Linked DNA regions of Homo sapiens: region 2 is linked to region 1. Evidence: chromatin contacts called from ENCODE Hi-C data. All regions are on one chromosome and are shown on one strand. The core of a region is the stretch at or near the end of the contact, and the rest is flanking DNA. Distances in the headings are between cores, read along the strand shown.

What was found. Hi-C counts contacts between places; a loop is a spot of excess contacts on that map. Pooled maps may share reads with other maps.
Region 2: a loop to region 1 is called in a pooled map, with 16 times the contacts of the local background. The contact joins two enhancer-like sites. A Hi-C loop is called at or near these places in 2 of 50 pooled maps.

The regions. Positions count from the first base shown.
Region 1 is chr5:87,229,110-87,233,599 of GRCh38, forward strand. All of the region lies in intron 2 of LINC01949 (long intergenic non-protein coding RNA 1949), which reads right to left. All of the region lies in intron 2 of LOC101929380 (a long non-coding RNA gene), which reads left to right. Among named protein-coding and RNA genes, the nearest start is that of LINC01949, 7.8 kb to the right of the region's middle. RefSeq lists an enhancer at 1,970-2,339. Within about 2 kb of position 1,987, at least 2 of the 41 ENCODE cell types and tissues checked have a DNase peak (open chromatin) inside an H3K27ac peak, as active enhancers do.
Region 2 is chr5:89,340,890-89,345,189 of GRCh38, forward strand. All of the region lies in intron 7 of MEF2C-AS1 (MEF2C antisense RNA 1), which reads left to right. Among named protein-coding and RNA genes, the nearest start is that of LINC02161, 240 kb to the right of the region's middle. RefSeq lists an enhancer at 1,952-2,001. Within about 2 kb of position 2,967, at least 3 of the 41 ENCODE cell types and tissues checked have a DNase peak (open chromatin) inside an H3K27ac peak, as active enhancers do.

The DNA of each region.
Region 1 (4,490 bases), core at 737-3,236:
TTTTTTTTTTTTTTTTTTTTTTTTTTTTTTTTTTTGAGACAAGGTATCACTTTGCTGCACAGGTTGAAGTACAGTGGTACAGTCATGGCTCACTGTAGCCTTCACAAACCCAGTCATTTGGACTCCTAGGTTCAGGCAATCCTCCTGCCTCAGCCTCCAGAGTAGCTGGGACTATAGGCATGCTTCACCATGCCTGGCTAATTTTTTTTTTTTTAAATAGGGACATGATCATGCTATGTTGACCAGGCAGGTCTGGAACTCCTAGGCTCAAGCAATCTTCCCACTTTAGCCTCCCAAAATGCTGGGATCACAGGCTTGAGTCACTGTGCCCAGCGGATACCTTCTGTTTTCTCAGTTAAGCAGGGAAGGTGTGTGAAGGGTGAAGTGCAGGTTTTCAACTGTCATCTGAGAAAGTCAAAAGCAAATCTGCTAGAAAAACATACAAGAATGGTAGGCAGTATTGAATGGCTAGTTGAAGTTTTTGTGATGAATTTCAAGTGTTATCAGTCACCCTAGTATTTTCTACCAATGTTAAGCTACTGAAGTTCAAACAAGGAAAACAGTAGTTTGCAGATTACAATAGGGCTAAAGAACTGCAGCAATGGAAGACTCAGGTAAATGAATTAGAAGAACAGGAGGTGATGGTCATAAAGTAGGATGCTTCAAATAAAGAATTACCAGGTGGTTTCATTAGTGGTGATAAGTTCCAGTGGTCTTGTGATAGGTGGCAAAGGTGGGATAGAGGAAAACATTGAAAGAGGAGAGGTCAAGGAATAGAGAAGCTAAAGTTCAGAGTGTTTCTTCTACATGGTTCTTGGAATCACTAAGAACAATGACAGGAATGAAGATGTACAGGAAGGCAGTGAGTCAGTAGTTGAAGTATTAAGTGAATGAAGAGAAATGATTAGGAAGGTAGATAGGAATTACCGCCAAGAAGTCATGGGTAGTAAAACCGGATAGGAAAACACAGAGTACTTGATCAGCTAAGATTGGAAGGATATTGTCCTAAAGACAATGTATCATGGCTCTTTATATATATATATTTGTTTATATTTATATATAATATATGATATATATTTATATATAATACATATTTATATATAAATATGTATTTTAAATATATTTATTTATATTATATATATCATATATATTCAGTTACATACATATGTGACTATGAATAACTCTACAATGTGTTTTCATTTTTTAATCATATGCTCTTATCAATCAAGGATTCTGAGCATATAATATTTATAAATCACAAATATGCTACTCTGCAGATAGTTATTACAAAAGAAATTTTATAGGATTAAATATATACATCAAATAAACTAAGCCTAATATTTCAAACATCTTTACTCTCACTAGAAAATTATTAATCATTTTATAATTGAAAATACTTTATTTTTAAAAACCTTGATTTAAACTTTGGAATCAAGTGATTTGAAAGTCCGGTACTAAGTTTAGTTTACATCAGTACATGATTTTAATGATTTTCCTAACTGAAAAAGAAACCTCACAAAAACATTTGTGTGCAAATGAAATGTATCTCTGGCTGTGTTTACCAAATTCTGATACTCATTTTTTAATCCTACTTAGCAACTATACAAAAGTTTTCATAACTTTCATATAATAAATATCAATTTATCCTGATGTCACTAAACTTTTCTATAAACTAATAAAAAGTTATAATATTCTTATGTAATAAATGAATTTAAAACTCACTGAATTCTTTATGTGAAAGATTTAGAATAAATTAGAAAAATCTTGTTAGGCATGCTGATAAGGGGATTTTAAAGAAGCTGTAATAATTTTTAGCTGTATCACTTAAAAATGGAAAATTTTTCAGTTTATATTCAAAATGCCCTTTTCATAGCACAAATTTCTTTCAAAAACAAGATACTTTTTAATAATTGCTAAAATACTATTTTTTTTATCTGTGAGAGATTAAATATAAGGACTGTTTTTGTTGTTTGAGACAGGATCTGGCTCTGTTGCCCAGGCAACAGTTGTGCAGTGATACAATCTTGGCTCACTGAAACCTCTACCTCTTGGGCTCAGGCAATCTTCCCACGGCTCACTGAAACCTCTACCTCTTGGGCTCAGGCAATCTTCCCACGGCTCACTGAAACCTCTACCTCTTGGGCTCAGGCAATCTTCCCACCTCAGTTTCCTAAGCAGCTGGGACTACAGGCGTGCACCACCACACCTGGCTAGTTTTTATATTTTTGGTAGAGATGAGGTTTCGCCACATTACCCAGGCTGATCTCAAACTCCCAAGCTCAAAGGATCCACCCGCCTGAATCTCCCAAAATGCTGGGATTACAGGTGTAAGCCACTGTGCCTGGCCAAGGTTTTTTGTTGTTGTTGTTGTTTGGTTTGTTTGTTTGTTTTTCTTTCTATAAAGCTGCTTGGTAAAATACATACTTAGAACAATTGGGTTTTTTGTGTGTGATGGAAAATGACTCACACATCTTGGCCTCACTAGTCTTTGGGGACTCTGTGTACTTATTCCAACAGCCATTGCAGCAACATACAGGTATGTGTGACTTGTGTGACTTCACAAGGTACAAACTGCTAGCACCTCTCCTCCCATCCTGGGATTCTCTTTTAATGCTAAGGCATAAGATGCCACCACATGATTCCTTGGCATTCACATATGTACAAGTCCAAAATGTGGGAGAATCAAAGCTCCATGGGGTGAAACTTTGTATTAGTTAGGGTTTTCCAGAGAAACAGGACTATTAGGTTGGTGTAAAAGTAATTGCGGTTTTTGCCATTACTTTTAGTGGTAAAACCACAATTACTTTTGCACCAACCTATAATAGGGGTGTGTGTGTGCATGTGTGTACACATAAAGAGAGATGTATTATAAGAAATTAGTAAGAAATTAGCTCATGAGATTATGCTAAGATGTCCTATGTTCTGCCATTTACCTGGAGACCCAGGAAAGCCATTGTGGTATTGTGAAATATATATCTGGTCTTCTTCCCTGTTTCCTGGCATACAGATACTAAAACCCTTAGAATTTCAGAAATGATGGATTATCTTTTGTATGTTAATGAGATAACCAGTAGGTGTGGAACCCTAGATAGCTTCAGGATGGGAGCTGGTTGCCAGAAAGACCAAGACATAATTAGAGGATTGAGACTTTCAGCCCTAACCTATGGAGAAGGGAGAGGGGCTGAAGATTGAGTTGGCCATCAACAATGGCCAATGATATAATCAATCATGCCTATGCAATGAAGCCACCATAAAAACTCAAAAAGGCAGAGTTTGGAACAGCTTCTGGGTAGCTGAACATGTGAAAGTTTCTGGAAAGTAATGTGCCAGTGAGAGCATGAAAGCTCCATGTCCCTTCTTCCATACTTTAATCTATACACTTTTCCATCTGGTTGTTCATCTGTATTTTTTATAATGTCCTTCATAATAAGTGGGTAAATGTAAGTGTCTCCCTGAGTTATGTGAGAACCTCTAGTAAGTTAACAGAAACTGAGAAGGAGAGTCATGGGAACCCTGATTTATGGCTGCTCTGTCGGAAGCACAGGCCACAACCTGGGGCTTGCAGTTGGCATCTGAAGTGGAGGACACTCTTGGGGGACTGAGCACTCAACCTGTGGGGTCTGATGTTATCTCCAGGTACACAGTGTTAGGATTGAATTGAACTACACGACACCCAGCTTGTGTCTGCTGGAGGAGTGCTTGCTTGGTGTGTGGAGAGATAACCTCACACATCTGGCCTCTGAAGTGTTGGATTGAGTATGTTAGTACAGAGTCTGAAAAACATTTGGGTTTGTTTTTCCCATGTATTATAGCCAGAAATGTAGTTCTGGAAAGCTGATGGTGCCAATTTCAGGGTAGGTCTGAAGACCTGAGAACCAGGAGCACTCAGGGAAAAGATTGATGCCTCAGCTCAAGCAGTCACACAGAGAGCAAATTCAACCTTCCTCTACCTTTTTGTTCTATTCAGGCCCTCAACAGACTGCATGATGCCCATCCACACTGGGAAGAACAATCTGCTTTACTTGATCTACTGATTTAAATGCTAATCTCTTCTAGAAATAACTTCACAGGCACCTCTAATAATGTTTTACCATGTATCTGGACATCCGGTATCCCAGTTAGGTTGACACATAAAATTAATAATCACAAGTTTTGGCCAAGAGAAGAAGGCCAGAAGATTATTACTTCCCCATTTCTCCTCCCAAGGGACTCTCCTGGGAAGATGAAGTCACTTATAAAGCCTCTAAGAAGATGGCCACATGAGACTGAGCCATGGCATTTGACACTAGTAGCGGCATTCTGGTTAATGCAGCTTTGTATTGGCTCTCTCTCTCATTTCTTGCCACATTCTTGTTTTGCTTCATCCTGGGCCTAAGGATTGCATTACAGATGAGGATATAACATATAATCCTTCCCCTCAGTCTCTAAACCCAAGTTAATAGAAATACTTTTTCCTGAGGTAAAGAATGAACCCCTTATTGTATAAAATA
Region 2 (4,300 bases), core at 1,717-4,216, 2.1 Mb after region 1:
AATAAAAATATTTTAAAAACCAAAATTATCATGATCTGCTTATTTTCTCCATATATCTAATTTATAAATTATATGTTTATAAATTTGCATTTTGTAGTTCTCATGATAAACCTATAAGATAAATATTATTATTTCTATTTTAATGTTGGAAAACTGATACTTAGATATTTAAGTGACTTGAACATCTTACAGGTTGTAAATAACAAAATTGAGATTGATTTTATTATTTTATTTTTTTCAAAAGTGAATGACCTCAACCCCTCTTGCTTAACAATTTGTGGTATAGTGTAAAACATATGGACTATGGACAGAAAAGTTTGAAGTTGGATCAGTAAGAATTGAACATTGAGTAAAAGTTTTAAAATACCTTTAATTGTTCAAAGACCAAAGATGGATTTTTGAAAAACAACATCAACTTAATACAATGTACATTTACTGTTACATGTAGAAGGACATGTGGATTATCACTGATAAACTAATATTCTGCTAATTTCTTTTTTGTTCAATTTTTTTTACAACTGTCTGTCCCTGATAGCTTTTGTTAAAACTATGTGGCAATCCTAGTTGATCTGAACTGAAATAGAAAAGGTTCATGAGAAAATAAAAAGCTAGACCAACTAAAACACAGACTGAAATGAAAACAAGATCTTTTAGGAGAACGGTCAAAAAACAATGAATTGGTCCAAAATGTAGATAAAGGAAAGTTCATTTAAAAAAACTGATCAATAATGCAAAAGTTAGATGAAAACAATTAAAATGTATTACTCTCATGGTAGTAAATATGAATTAAATATAAAAATTTGGGGACCATTATAGTGAAAGTTTGTTTCTTATTTAAACACTTTAAATTAATCCAGTATTATTATTAATTTTAGCAATATAGGATTTGTTTTCTGCTCCAACCCAATCTGGAAGTATCTTTTTCTGCAAAAATAGAGGTGTTACAAACACTCCTTATCAATACAATTTAGACAGAACCCAGAGATGGTTTAGCAAGTTTCAGGGAGTCCATCTACAGCTACAGAGGGAAAACATAATTTCCCACCATAAAAAGTAGCAGCGAGCATAGTGCAGGGTGTTTTAGATAGAAGGAAAAAACCTCCTGGCAATATAATTGATAAAAATTATGCACTTAAAGTAACTTTTGAACAGTTGCAAAAGCAAATACTGAATATCTTTTGTAAAGAGCATATGTGATCTGAAACCAAGAAGACAAATCCCAGCTACTGCTGCCCTGGGAGAAGAGCTGTATGAGGCACACAGAAGAGAATGAACATCACCCACATGCCTTTCATATATTTATAACTTCCCATTTCATGGTCAAAACCAAAAACATCTTGACAGTAGCTACTGGAGTGGGTAACTTGACTTGGTGGGTTTCCCCGAGTCTGAAACTTTATGTCAATAGTTTGATGGCAGAGATACATGGTAGTGTCTCCTTTATAACCAAAGGGACTTGTTAAATAGATGCAATAAAAGCTTACAGAAATACATAAGGCATTATTAAGTCATGCATTTCTTATACGTAAAAACTTCTGATCTTATTGTTTATTTTAGAAACTTCATGCAAATGGGAAGAAATTGGGCTGAATGCATTCACATAGTATAAGATACTATTTAAAGAGAGAGGATAGGCAAACATGAAACTGAAATTTTCATAACAAAGAAAAAGATAAAAGAAAATAGTTACCCTTTGTTTAGTCTCTGTTAGAGAACAAATACTCATAATTAAACTGTAACTGGAATCAAAATGTAGTTTGGGATAAACAACCTAACTGGCCTCCAAGATAAATTACAGTACTCATTTCTCTATTGTTGGTTTGTTTTCTCCAGTTTCACCAGGAAGCAGGACTGTGGGGATTCTGTACTTGTATGTCACCACTAAGCAGCTTCTTTCATGCCAACAAGCTTAGTAACTTGTTTGAGTCTGGCCACTTGCACACCATCTGGAACTACTTCACATTCTTATTACAAAAAAGAGAAAGAGAAAAAAAGAATGCATGATGCTGCTGTGTTGCCTTTCATTTGTAGAGTTTGCTGGGCATCTTCCTGACTCAGGTGTTCATTCCTCCTGGAGTCACCCAACCAACCATAATATAGCTGACATTAGGTTCAACCACAGAATTAGTCCCTAGAAATATGTGAGTTCTGAATCTTGTGACATTCCTCTAGATTTCCAAGAAAAAAAATGTAGTTTTATTTTTAAACATTTAATTTTCAGTCTTTTGTGGGTTTCAATTTGTATTCCTCAATTTGCTGTAATTCTTCTGAAGATATAACCAATTTGTGAGGAAATCTGACCAAGGAAGTTTGTTCTAAAGGAGAAACAGCTTACATGGTATGTGTTTTGGCTTATAGTTTGCCATGGGTTGGGATGGAGTGTAGGTAGGGTGGGGGTGAGATAGGGAGAGGGTGAACAATGTGTCCATAGAGAGCTGAAGCTCTATTTTAATCAGGGATACCCCTTTCACCAAAATGTTTGTCGGTGCTCTACTAGTTATTCGTTTCTTAGGATAAACTAAAATGAAGAAACTAATAAAAAAGGTTCTTAGGTTAAAGCTTCATCTGTTTAAAATTTGTGGAAAACATATCTATTCATGACTTTATAAAATGCAAAAGTTTTAATACACACTTAATATTTTGATCTATAACTAACATTGAATAGTTTAATACAGAAAAAGAAAACTTTTGATTATATAGTGCTTATAGTGTAAAGAAACCTCCAAGTACTCTCTTTGAAAATTATTAACCTTAACTCTCCTGCCAGATTTTATGATTGTTTCATTTTCATACCGTTGCAAAGAAAAGAAGAGACCTTCTTTCTTGTTGACCTCCCTAGAGTAGGGGGTCAGTAATTAAGGCACACGTGCCAAACAGGACCCAAGGACTTATTTTCATTGGCATTCATGCTAGTAGACTCCTCTTGAGAGAATAATCACCAGCTGCATTTTGCAACATGTGAGAATGTGTGGGTGGAATAACCACTTCCCCACTTATCTTTTGCTAGTCTCAATATCACTATGCCCCACCTGGCTCACGAGAAGAACAGGTGCTACAAGCTAGGCTCACCACTTGTTTAAAGGATGTTAACCCCCAGCTGGGCCCACAGCCCGGTACTTGGTCCATTATCAGAATATGGGAGGTGTTGTAAAGTGAGAAAAATAAAACCAGTATTTATTGAGCAGTTTATACCTGTGAGACAGTCTTTATAATCTTCAGAGAAGTTAAAGAACTTTTCCAGGATGACAGAGTCACAACAAGTTTGGGTGATTTGAACCTATAGCTTCTAATTCCAAAGTCTATTATAATTTCACTATATATATTTCCATGTCTTCCTAGAAGAAAACAGCTATTATTTTTCAGAAGAAATATCTTAAACTGTTATCCTCAGAAAGCAGTGTTCCAAAGGCTGATAATTTGTCATAAAAGAAGTGTGTTGTGATAAACTGTTTGGAGATCTGTGAGTTAAAATTCAATCTCTCCCCACATAGACTTCTTGGAGCCTTTAGTATGTAAAAATGCATTGAGAATCTTTGAGAGAGATCAGGATGGCTAACTTATTTTCATGTGATGCATCTGTTAATACCTCCTTGAATCTGTATGCTACTGAATGGCATGGGAACTGCTTTGAAATGTCTAGGAAGTCCATTCCACTTATCATGGGTGAAAAATGACTTTGTGCATTTGGATAATAATTATAAATGATATTAAAATAATCATTTGTGATATGAAAAAATAGAATAGAGAAAGATTATTTATCTATGCACTACAAAACTTATTAGTTGAGTTTGAGGTGACCTATTTATTTGATATTTGAATGTGACATCTTTATTTTCTCAACAAAATTTTAATTGGCAATGTGTTCTCATGGCAACAAAACTTATCACAATTCCAAACAAAGAATGAATGTGTAAGGACTAAAGAAAGCTTTTTGTGAATACTGTTCTACTTGCAGGAAACTGTTAATTTATTATTAAAAGACAATTTTTAGTGCCTACAATAAGCCATCCATGGTAGTAGATGTAGAGAAGAACTTAACATGGCCTTTGAGGGCCTCATTGCCTAAATGGAGAAACAAGTTTACTACAACAAATAAAACAAGCTCCTTTTGAGAGAAAGTATCAGCCTATGTTCCCAAACTAGCCCATATCAGCTGCCTATATTACATAGCCAATTCAATGGTAACATTATTCTTGTGGCCTGCTGAGGATTCAGTAGAAGTCAAAATTTGTCATGAGTTTTCTGTGTTTGAGGCAAAAAATATTCCTCGCTCCCAGTGTTCTTGGTCATTAATGATCTT